Linked DNA regions of Mus musculus: region 2 is linked to region 1. A link is a loop called in an ENCODE intact Hi-C map of the cell type or tissue named here. Cell type or tissue: heart. All regions are shown on one strand. Links, peaks and the distances in the headings refer to the core of each region. The heading gives the core; the rest is flanking DNA. Region 1 holds the start of Il6st (interleukin 6 signal transducer). Region 2 has its middle 3.6 kb from the start of Gm33905.

Evidence for each region. A loop is a pair of places that touch in the nucleus more often than their neighbours do. Peaks named below come from ENCODE experiments on the same cell type or tissue, not always from the same donor. Only the 100,000 strongest peaks of a DNase experiment are listed, where the experiment ranks them.
Region 2: a loop joins it to region 1, with 2.7 times the contacts of the local background. A loop is called at or near these places in 4 of 42 quality-filtered maps.

The regions. Positions count from the first base shown.
Region 1 is chr13:112,461,400-112,465,790 of GRCm38, reverse strand. Il6st (interleukin 6 signal transducer) reads right to left here and starts at 1,721. Exons shown (of 17, transcript NM_010560.3): 1 at 1,541-1,721. In heart, for the core only: CTCF peaks have their summits at 1,501 and 1,700; a DNase peak (open chromatin) is centred at 1,750; H3K4me3 peaks cover 2,490 bases; H3K27ac peaks cover 2,106 bases.
Region 2 is chr13:112,406,088-112,410,478 of GRCm38, reverse strand. No RefSeq gene overlaps it. Among named protein-coding and RNA genes, the nearest start is that of Gm33905, 3.6 kb to the left of the region's middle. In heart, for the core only: no CTCF peak of the experiment used is centred there; DNase peaks (open chromatin) are centred at 2,188, 2,498 and 3,098.

The DNA.
Region 1 (4,391 bases), core at 165-4,164:
CAGGGAAAACCCCTTCCTGCTCCCACTGCAGGGTTGTGGACAACACTCAACTCCCCAGACCAAACTGTAGGAATGCGATAAGAGATCCATCAACACAACAGTTTGTAGGCACAGGCTTTGGAGCCATGTTTTTTGAGCCTGTTCCCTTTTCTAGAAGGTAGATATTGTAACACCCACTTCATAGGTATATAATAATCAGTATTCATTCTAGCACTGAACTGAAATGCCACATTCTCTTAGGAAAAACTATTTCAAAATGAAAACACAAAGTCATAAATAAAACAGAACAAAATGCCCAGTTACATAAGAATGTTGCTTTAAATGAGCGGGTAACAGTATTTGTAATATTCTAAATCACTAATGCCAACAATACAAATTTCTACTATAAAGTTTATCCTTAGCTGACCTTTCCCCCACTGTAATTTTTTCTCTCTCTTTCTCTTGTGAGTAGAAGCAAATGAACACACACACACCCCACCCCCAGAAACCTGTGGAAAACAGAATTTAACCGACTAGCAGATTAGTCCTACAAATGTAGCATTCCAGATCAGAGCTCAAAAATAATTCCCAATGATAAATATAAACACAAACTTGGAAAATTAAGACGATGACGATCATCCCCTGATAATGTGTCAGTAATTTCAAATTAAGAGTCGTTCCAACTGGAAGCTGGCAGTCAGTCAGTCACACACGGTCTAAAAGAGTTTGTTTACAACACTGACCAGACCAAAGATTTTTCAGAAGATTCGCGCTGACATTCCAGCACTCACTGACTACTTTTAAGCAGTACAGCTGCTGTAATGTCCAATAACTATACAAATTAAGCCAAAACGAGTTTCTTCTTAATGGAAAAATGACAAGAACAGAAGTGGACCAAGCCCTTTATATTATGTTTGCTTTGAGTTTCTGAATTTTGGTTGTTCATCCAAAAGAGAGCCCCCTGCCAGCTGGAGAAGGGGACACGTTTACGCTTAGGGGAGGAGGTGAAAATCTAAAGACCGATGATGGGCTTGCTCTCGGGATGTAAAGGCACGCGGGATTTATTAGGAAGGGTACGGACCGAAGGGAAAGTTAATATTTATAAACACTGGACTTTCATTAACGCCTAAATGTTAAGATGTCTGGGTGAAAAGTTCGCTCTGGATTAAGAAACATCAAGAGCAGGGAACGGTAGCATTTCACGGGACACAGAAGACCACACTTTCTAGGGCCATGTCCAGAGTAGGATCAGGGAGCACGGCACGGGAACTGGAAGAACGCAGGACGCGGTCACCCAGGACGCGCGATCCCGAGAGGACTTTGGGGCGGGGGCTTCGGAACTGTGCGTCAGGAACGCGGCTGGAGAAGGCGGGTGACAACATCAGGGAAGTCGGAGCCCGGAGCGGGGAGGGAAGGAATGCGGGGATTCCCAGGCCAGCCCGACCAGCTCCGGGCGTGCGCTCGGCGCCGGTCCAGCCCGGCCCCGCTGGGCCTCGGGTGCCAGGTGGCGGCCGCTCCAGGCAACCCGCACCCTCCCGCGCCGGGGCCCTGTTCTTCTCACCTTCCGGACGCGAGCCTCGCCGCTCCTGAGCGTCCCTCAGCCCCGCGGATCCCGGCCCACACCACCGGTCCCTCAGCGGAGCCGCAGCCCGGATGGCTCGAAGCTCTGGCCTCCCGACCGCACACGCCACCCTCCGTCCGCCGCTGACCCGGGCTCTCCTAGCTCCGCCCCCCACGGCCCCGCCCCCCGGAGCCAGAGACCGCGAGCTCATTGGCTCTGGTCAGTCTCGGAGCGCGCGGCCATTGGCTCCGGGTCGCCGGAGACGAAGGGGCGGGACTGCAGGCCTCTGCGATTCCCGTAACGCGGCTCCCGGCGTCCGGGATTCCGGAGGCTGAGCCTGGTCGCCTTTCCTAGACTAGATCGAAGGCTTCCCCGCCGCACTTGGGTGGGTGGCCGGAACGGAAAGTTCCATTTTCTCTAGGGTAATGGGTCGCGGACAGCAACCCAGGTGCCTCCCGCGACCCCTCTCCCCGGACCTCGGCTGTCTCCCTGGGCTGTCTTCCCCAGAGGGCCTGCGAGCCTCCGGCGACTGCTAGGAGGCCCTTGGGACTCTGGAGGCAAGGGAACTCCCTGGGGACAGGGCAGGACTTAGTGGCCCTGACTGTACTCGCCCATAGTGACCGCTTCGGACCCAGGCTTAAGTAAACGAACCTTGCTACTGTGCAATTTTTGTTGTTGTTAGTAAATGAGTTTGGGTGTCATTGATTGATCCGTGAACTGGTGACCTGCCAAGAAACTGTTATCTTTTTGCGGTTTGAGTCGCCTGATGTGTGATTAGAAATACCAAGGAAAAACCTATTTCATTGTAATCCACCACCCTTCCCTTGATTGGAAAACGACCTTAAGGCTGCAATGTGCGTGAGTGCACGTGTGTGATGTGTGTATGTGTGTAGTGTGTATACAAGCAAGTTGAGAAACTTAAAAGATAAGGGATGTGTAACTGTAAAGAAACACTCCAATTTGCATTGGTTATCTTTTACTGAGCACGGAGCCCGCCCTTGGAGTGCAATTGATATAATATATAATCAGTGTAACTCCACTGATGGAAATTGATTTTCTCATTCCCAACATCTACCTTTTGTTTTGCTCTAAAGGAGACAAATGACAGGAAGCTGGACGGATGGAGGGGTGTGTGGGAGAAGTTGAGGGAACAGCAAAAAAAAAAAAAAAATCTGGTAAAAATATACTGTATACAATTCCCAATAAAAAACTTTTAAAAGTGAAGAAATGACTCAAAAAAAAAAAAAAAGAGAGAAGGCTAGAGACTTTTGGAAGAAAGGCTAACATAATGATTTGCAGAGCAAACAAATACCCATTAATTAGTCATTGTAAAGTTCTTTGTTATATTGACAATTCAGATGAGATCAAATGGATCAAACTGCAGTCTTGCTCTCTGCCCCTCCCTCCCCCTTTTCTTGCCTCTGTTGCATCTCTATACCCCCAGCTCTGAATTATGACCCCTTAGCTGTTGGTCAGCTAGTTTGAAAAAACACTGCCAAGGGCCTGGCTAAAAGAGTCTCAAACACACTAGTGGTTGATGTGCTGAAGCTAAAGATGTGTTTGTCTCTTGCTCAGGGTGTGACAAGATCGAATGGAGGGAAAAGACTTGTAAGGGCCTTTGTTCAATTGAAGACCTTACAAAGGTGCTTAGTAGGTCTGCTGAACGACTATTTAAATGCAAATCCTACGGTTGTTACTTCCCATTGCTGTGACCTTGGAAAAGTCTTGAGTTTCTTCATCTGCAAAATGAGGAGGACGGTTCTGACCTGCTAAGTTGCAAGAATGAACTTATTTAAAACAGCGAGAGGGTTTGACGCACTGTTCAGTAAATATCAGGTGTCCTCGAATGACTCCTCTGCCATCGCACCTCAGTAGACCTTTCTGCATTACAGCATTTATTTAAAAGTTTGTTTATCTGAGGTGGTTGTGGATAGAAGGAGGTGAATGTTTTATAATGGATTCACCTGCCTTGGACCATGGGTGGGGAATCCGAAGGCCTATACTGCCTCTCTCGCATACATGACTTATCACTTTGTCTGTATTGGCTCAGCTCAAGCCTTGCCACACAGCAACTCACACTTTGTGAGAGTGATTAAAATCCTGAGCAAAGGGACTGGAGAGATGGCTCAGCAGTTAAAACGCCTGATGCTCTTGCGGAGGACCCAGGTTCAATTCCCACCACCCATCTCAGGTGGCTCACAGCCAATGTAAGTTCAGTTCCAGGGAATCCAACAATCCTCTTCTGATCTCCAGGGACCCCTGCACATACATGGTGCACATAAACTCACAAAGGCACACACAAACATGAAAAGAAAAAGAAAACCAACAACTTTGACAAACAATCCTAAACAGAAAAGATAAATCAATGCTTGATGAAGAATTTTCAGAACTGCAAGACACTAAGAAGGACGCACCCACTCTGTGGAAGTTGCTTGATTTTCCAGACCCCTCTATAGAATATTGGTCCGGAAATAACCCCTTTCTAGTTAAGAGTTAATCACTAGAAATCCCCATTGAACATTGCAATGTATGGGTTTTTGTTTTGTTTTGTTTTGTTTCCCGTTGTAACATCTTGTTGGTTCTAAATATGGTTGATAATAAGTACCAGTTGGTGGAAGAGCGTATAGGGAGAAGACTGGGTAGAGGAGTGTCATATGCCCCACCTTCCTTCTGTGAGTAGGACAGGTGAGCAAAACTAATGACACATGCTCTAGGATGAAGGTGACAAATGTGGAAGACAAACTTTACCTGCTTTGGTCTACCTAAATCTGGCCCTGACCGGGATAGCTGCATAATTCCTTGTCTGTGCCCTGGAATGTTTCTGAAACTCTGTGTCAGTCTTGTAGTTGGT
Region 2 (4,391 bases), core at 103-4,102, 55 kb after region 1:
GGGAAGGCAGAGGGAGGGGGAGAGGGAGAAGGGGGCAGAGGGAGAGGGATAGTGGGAGGGAGAGGGGGAGAGAGGGAGGGGAAGAGGGAGAGGGAAGGAGAAAGGGGAAAGAGGGAGGGGGAAAGGGAGAGGGGAAGGGGGAGGGGAGAGGGAGGGGGTTGGGGGAGGGAGAGGGAGGGGGTTGGGGGAGGGAGAGGGAGGGGTTGGGGGAGCTTTTGAAACCTCAAACAAGGAAAACACCTATAGTCAAATAAGGCTACACCCCCTAATCCTTGTAACCCTTCCAAACATTTACACTTCTGTGACTAAGCTTTCAAATACATGAGCCTATGGGACCATTCTTATTCAAACCACCACACTGAGAAATGGGTTGTATCAAGTGTCCTCTTCCATTCTCATATTTCATGTCACTTCAAGGTCATTTGGGGTGGCATCGAGGGTTGAGTCAGGGTTTCTCTGTATAACCCTGGTTGTCTTAGAATTTGCTCTATTGACCAGGCTGGCCTTGAACTCACAAAGATCTGCTTGCCTCTGCCTCTGGAGTGCTGGGATTAAAGGCATGTGTCCTGATACAGGGTTCTTAAGGGTATATTGACTAAAGTCCCTGCAAATGGGCTTTTCAAAGCTCTGGCCTGTCTCTGAGGGTGCTCCTGCTCCTTTCCCACCTGTCACCTCAGCCCCTGCATAGGGTCTGAGAGTGCTCCCTGGCTGGAAGAGAGGGACTTTTCTACCTAACAGGACTTCCCACTGGTCAAGCCTTGGCTCGGGTCTGTTTCCCCCTCAAAGCCCTCCCTGCTCTACCATCAATCTCCATCTCCTCCCCCTTCCCCACCTCTCCCTTACTCCCCCCCTCTTCCTCACCTTTCCCTTCCTCCCCTCCCTCTCCCCTTCTTCCTCCCCCTTTCTCCCCTCTTCCTCCTCCTTCATTTCCTTCCCTTCCCCTTCCTTCCCCCTCCCTTCCCTCCCCCTCCCCCTTTCTTCCTGCTTCCCTGGGGCCTATCCCATTGCTCTGTTGGTCTGAATACTTGTCTGCTTGGACACTGCTGCATCCTGGAGAACCAGCTGGATTCTGTTGCCTGTGGGCTCTTCCTTCTGCACCCAACCTTTAGTTGTTCAAGAGACCTTGAGGGAATAACCGACCTGCAGATGTTTTTAGACTCTTCTTGACTTTTTGCCTCTTTTATTTGTTTAAACTTGTCCCATTATATATTTTTCGATAGACAGAAAGCATAGAGTATGATTAACACCCATATATCCCAATTATCTAAATGATCTATCATTGCTAAGTAATTACAATATTTATTTTATTCTTTTTTACCCAGATATTTCAAAGTAAACTCCAGAAGCAATACTATTTCAACCCTAAATGTGCACATATGCATCTCTAAAAATAAAAACATTTTCTCACAAACTTATAATAATCATGATCACATTAAAATAAATAATAATTCCCAAATACCACCGATTCGTCTCAGGAGGTCTTTTGTAACTGGCTTATTCAAACCAAATCCAACATGTGGACCACACACTGCGTTTAGCTGTTACACCCCTATCTTCTCTTCCTTCTTTTCCCATGAGACAGGTTTACTGAAGAAATCAGGCCAAATGTGTTTCTGCTTAATGTCCTTACATCTCTAAGCTGGAGCTGACTTCGAGAGAATCACAGTGGGCAGCCCTATACTTTCAGGAACCCTCCCCTTCATTTTCCTCCCTTCCTTCCCATTGAATGCAAATTCAAATTCAAAGACTATAGCTTACCTACCCTGTCTCCCACAGTCTTCTTGCTGGTTCCTCTTTTTCTTCTTGTACAGTGAGCCTCCCAACGTAACAGGACCTACATAGTGTCCTTTATAGCCGATGGCCTCAGTCCTAAAGTTCCAGTGTCCTTAACACATGCTTGTTTAGGGTTGGGAAGCCTCGGGATGTAGGGTTGTGACGCTTAATTATGAACAATAGCCTTTGTTGTTTCCAAAATGAAGCTTTTACAAACTCAATAAACCTAAATTCACTGCAGAAAAACAACCTGCTTTCCAAGTGACATCCTGCTCACTCTGACCCTGCCTGTCTCCAGGCAGACAAATCACAATGATGGTTGCTTCTGCCAGAGTGAGTGGTGATGGTTGGGGCCATGTCAAAGAATTTTCCATTGCTTTTAGTGAGAAATGAGTGCTTTGGGCCACAGTCTGCCCCAAGTCAGTAGGGAATTGTATTGACTGAGATGCCCAAGCCAATTGGCCAGGAAGAAGAGCACCATCCACTTTTTATTCCCTAGACGTGGTAAGCAGCATGGTAGGCTGGACAAGGAAAATGGAAGGATTTGGTGGTGGGGGTGGTGGTGGTGGTGGTGGTGGTGGGGTTCTAAACAGCCGCACTTGGATCAGAGATGCTGGGCTAAGGTCAGGCCAGAAAATGTAAAAACTCTAGGCGTAAAAAGAGCTGGGATCACAACAGCATGGGGTGTGGCTGAAAAAAATGATACGTTTTTCCAGCTGGAAACGAATAGCTAACTGTTGGTTTTGGCTCGCCGTTTGTCCTTGCTATTTTCTCTCTACAAGAAAAGTCTCCCTGGTAGCTGCATTTCTAGCAGCGGAGAGAATCATTTTTTATCCTTCTGGAATACGGTAAAATGCTTGCTAGACAATGAAGAGCAGGGGGGGGGGGAACAACTGTATGCCTTTACATCTCAGTTGATTGGGTCAGCACAACCCTTCCACATTCTGATGGCTCCTCTTCACTCTGTGTCCTGTTTATCCTTTCTGCCACAGTGGCGGGTGCTTCCCACCTCTTTCCTTTCCAATTTTCATTTCACTGACAAAGTCAGAATGTTACTTAGTTTTGAAATAGTCAACGTGGAAGTTTACCAGATAATTTTCTTCAGAAGTTTGCTAAAGGATGGATATGAGCCTTTCTTATTTTGAAATAGCCCAGGAAGGGTGTGTGGGTGTGGGTGTGGGTGTGTTTATTGGGAGGTGGAGAGGGCTGCTGCTGACCAATCAGGATCTGCCTTTGCGATGCATCAACATGGGATCCCCAGAGTGAAGACAGAGACCTGAGAGGAGAAGCTTCCCTGCTTCCTTCTCCAGATCTGAGTGGAGTCTTGGACACTCTGGCAAATAAGTTGGCTGCCATGTTGTTGGTGGCTGGGATGGAAAATGGCTGCCTGCTGAGAATGGCTAGGTCTTGTTTTGTGATAATTACTTACATTTGAGGGTGCTCCTGATGGAGGGTTCTAGGTCATTCGTGCACATAGGGGTACCTGCCATCTTTAGAGTCTCTTGTAAGGCTGGATGTTTCTTCCCTATATAAAGCCAGTGGATAAAGGCCTATAGCATTCCACCTAGGGTCGAATTCATCTGTACTCTGATGCCCACCAAATCTTGGTTTGAGCAATTCTGGGGACTAGGAGTTAAGATCCCCTTGTTAAAGGAAAACAAGTAATTATTTAATGGTAAGTTCTGGGTTTACTCATAGGAGAAACCACAATCAGAGAAAATTCATAATCATAAAGTTGGCACATATACTGAAGGAAAGAAAACAGTTTTTCTAGGTGGGAAATTTTTATCTACTTGATGAGAAAATAAAACCACTAGACAGGAACTTCCTCCCATTCTCGCCACAATCTTACCTGTGGAAGCAATCATCATTTCCTCCCTCCTTCCCATCACTGCTGAAGTGATTTCTTCTCACTGTCAACTAGTTTCAAGGCATTGGGTTTCTCTTGCAGCCTTATAGACAGCTGGGTTGGAGATTCCATCTCTCTCCTGCTTCACTTGCTCCTGCTTTAAACAACCCACGGTTTCCTCCCATCCTTATAATACTGTGCTCTGAGCCAGAGAGACAGCACATTTGATGAAATGCCTGTAAGCAAGAAGCCCTTAGTGATATCTCCACAGCCTTATGTAAGAGCATGGGTGTCAGTGGTCTCAGTATGTGCCTGTAATCCCGTGCTGGGGAAGCAGGGATGGGGACACGGAGCTTGTCTTCAATACTTTGTGGCTTCTTCTTTTTCCCATCCTTGATAGCCCCTAGTTTCACCCCCTAACACTAGATAAGAGAGAAACAAGGATAGAGGGAGGGTAGATAGATAGATAGATAGATACCCCTGAATCTAATTTCTTTCCTTTTGTTTGTCTAATTACAGTTTCTTCTTTGAGCACAGCTACTATCAAAACTGGACCAACCTCCCCCCCCCAAGTGATCAATTATCACCGACCGACCCCCGCCTATCAGAGCTCTAGCATTTATATATCCTCTGAAAATTTCCCAGAATTCCAAATGTCAGACAATTGGGAGTTGGCCACACCGTGCCTCTGCTAGAGCTTGAGACAATCGCAGTCAGCTGCTGAGGACAGCCTCATAGCTCTGCACCTGGGATCAAACAAAAACACATT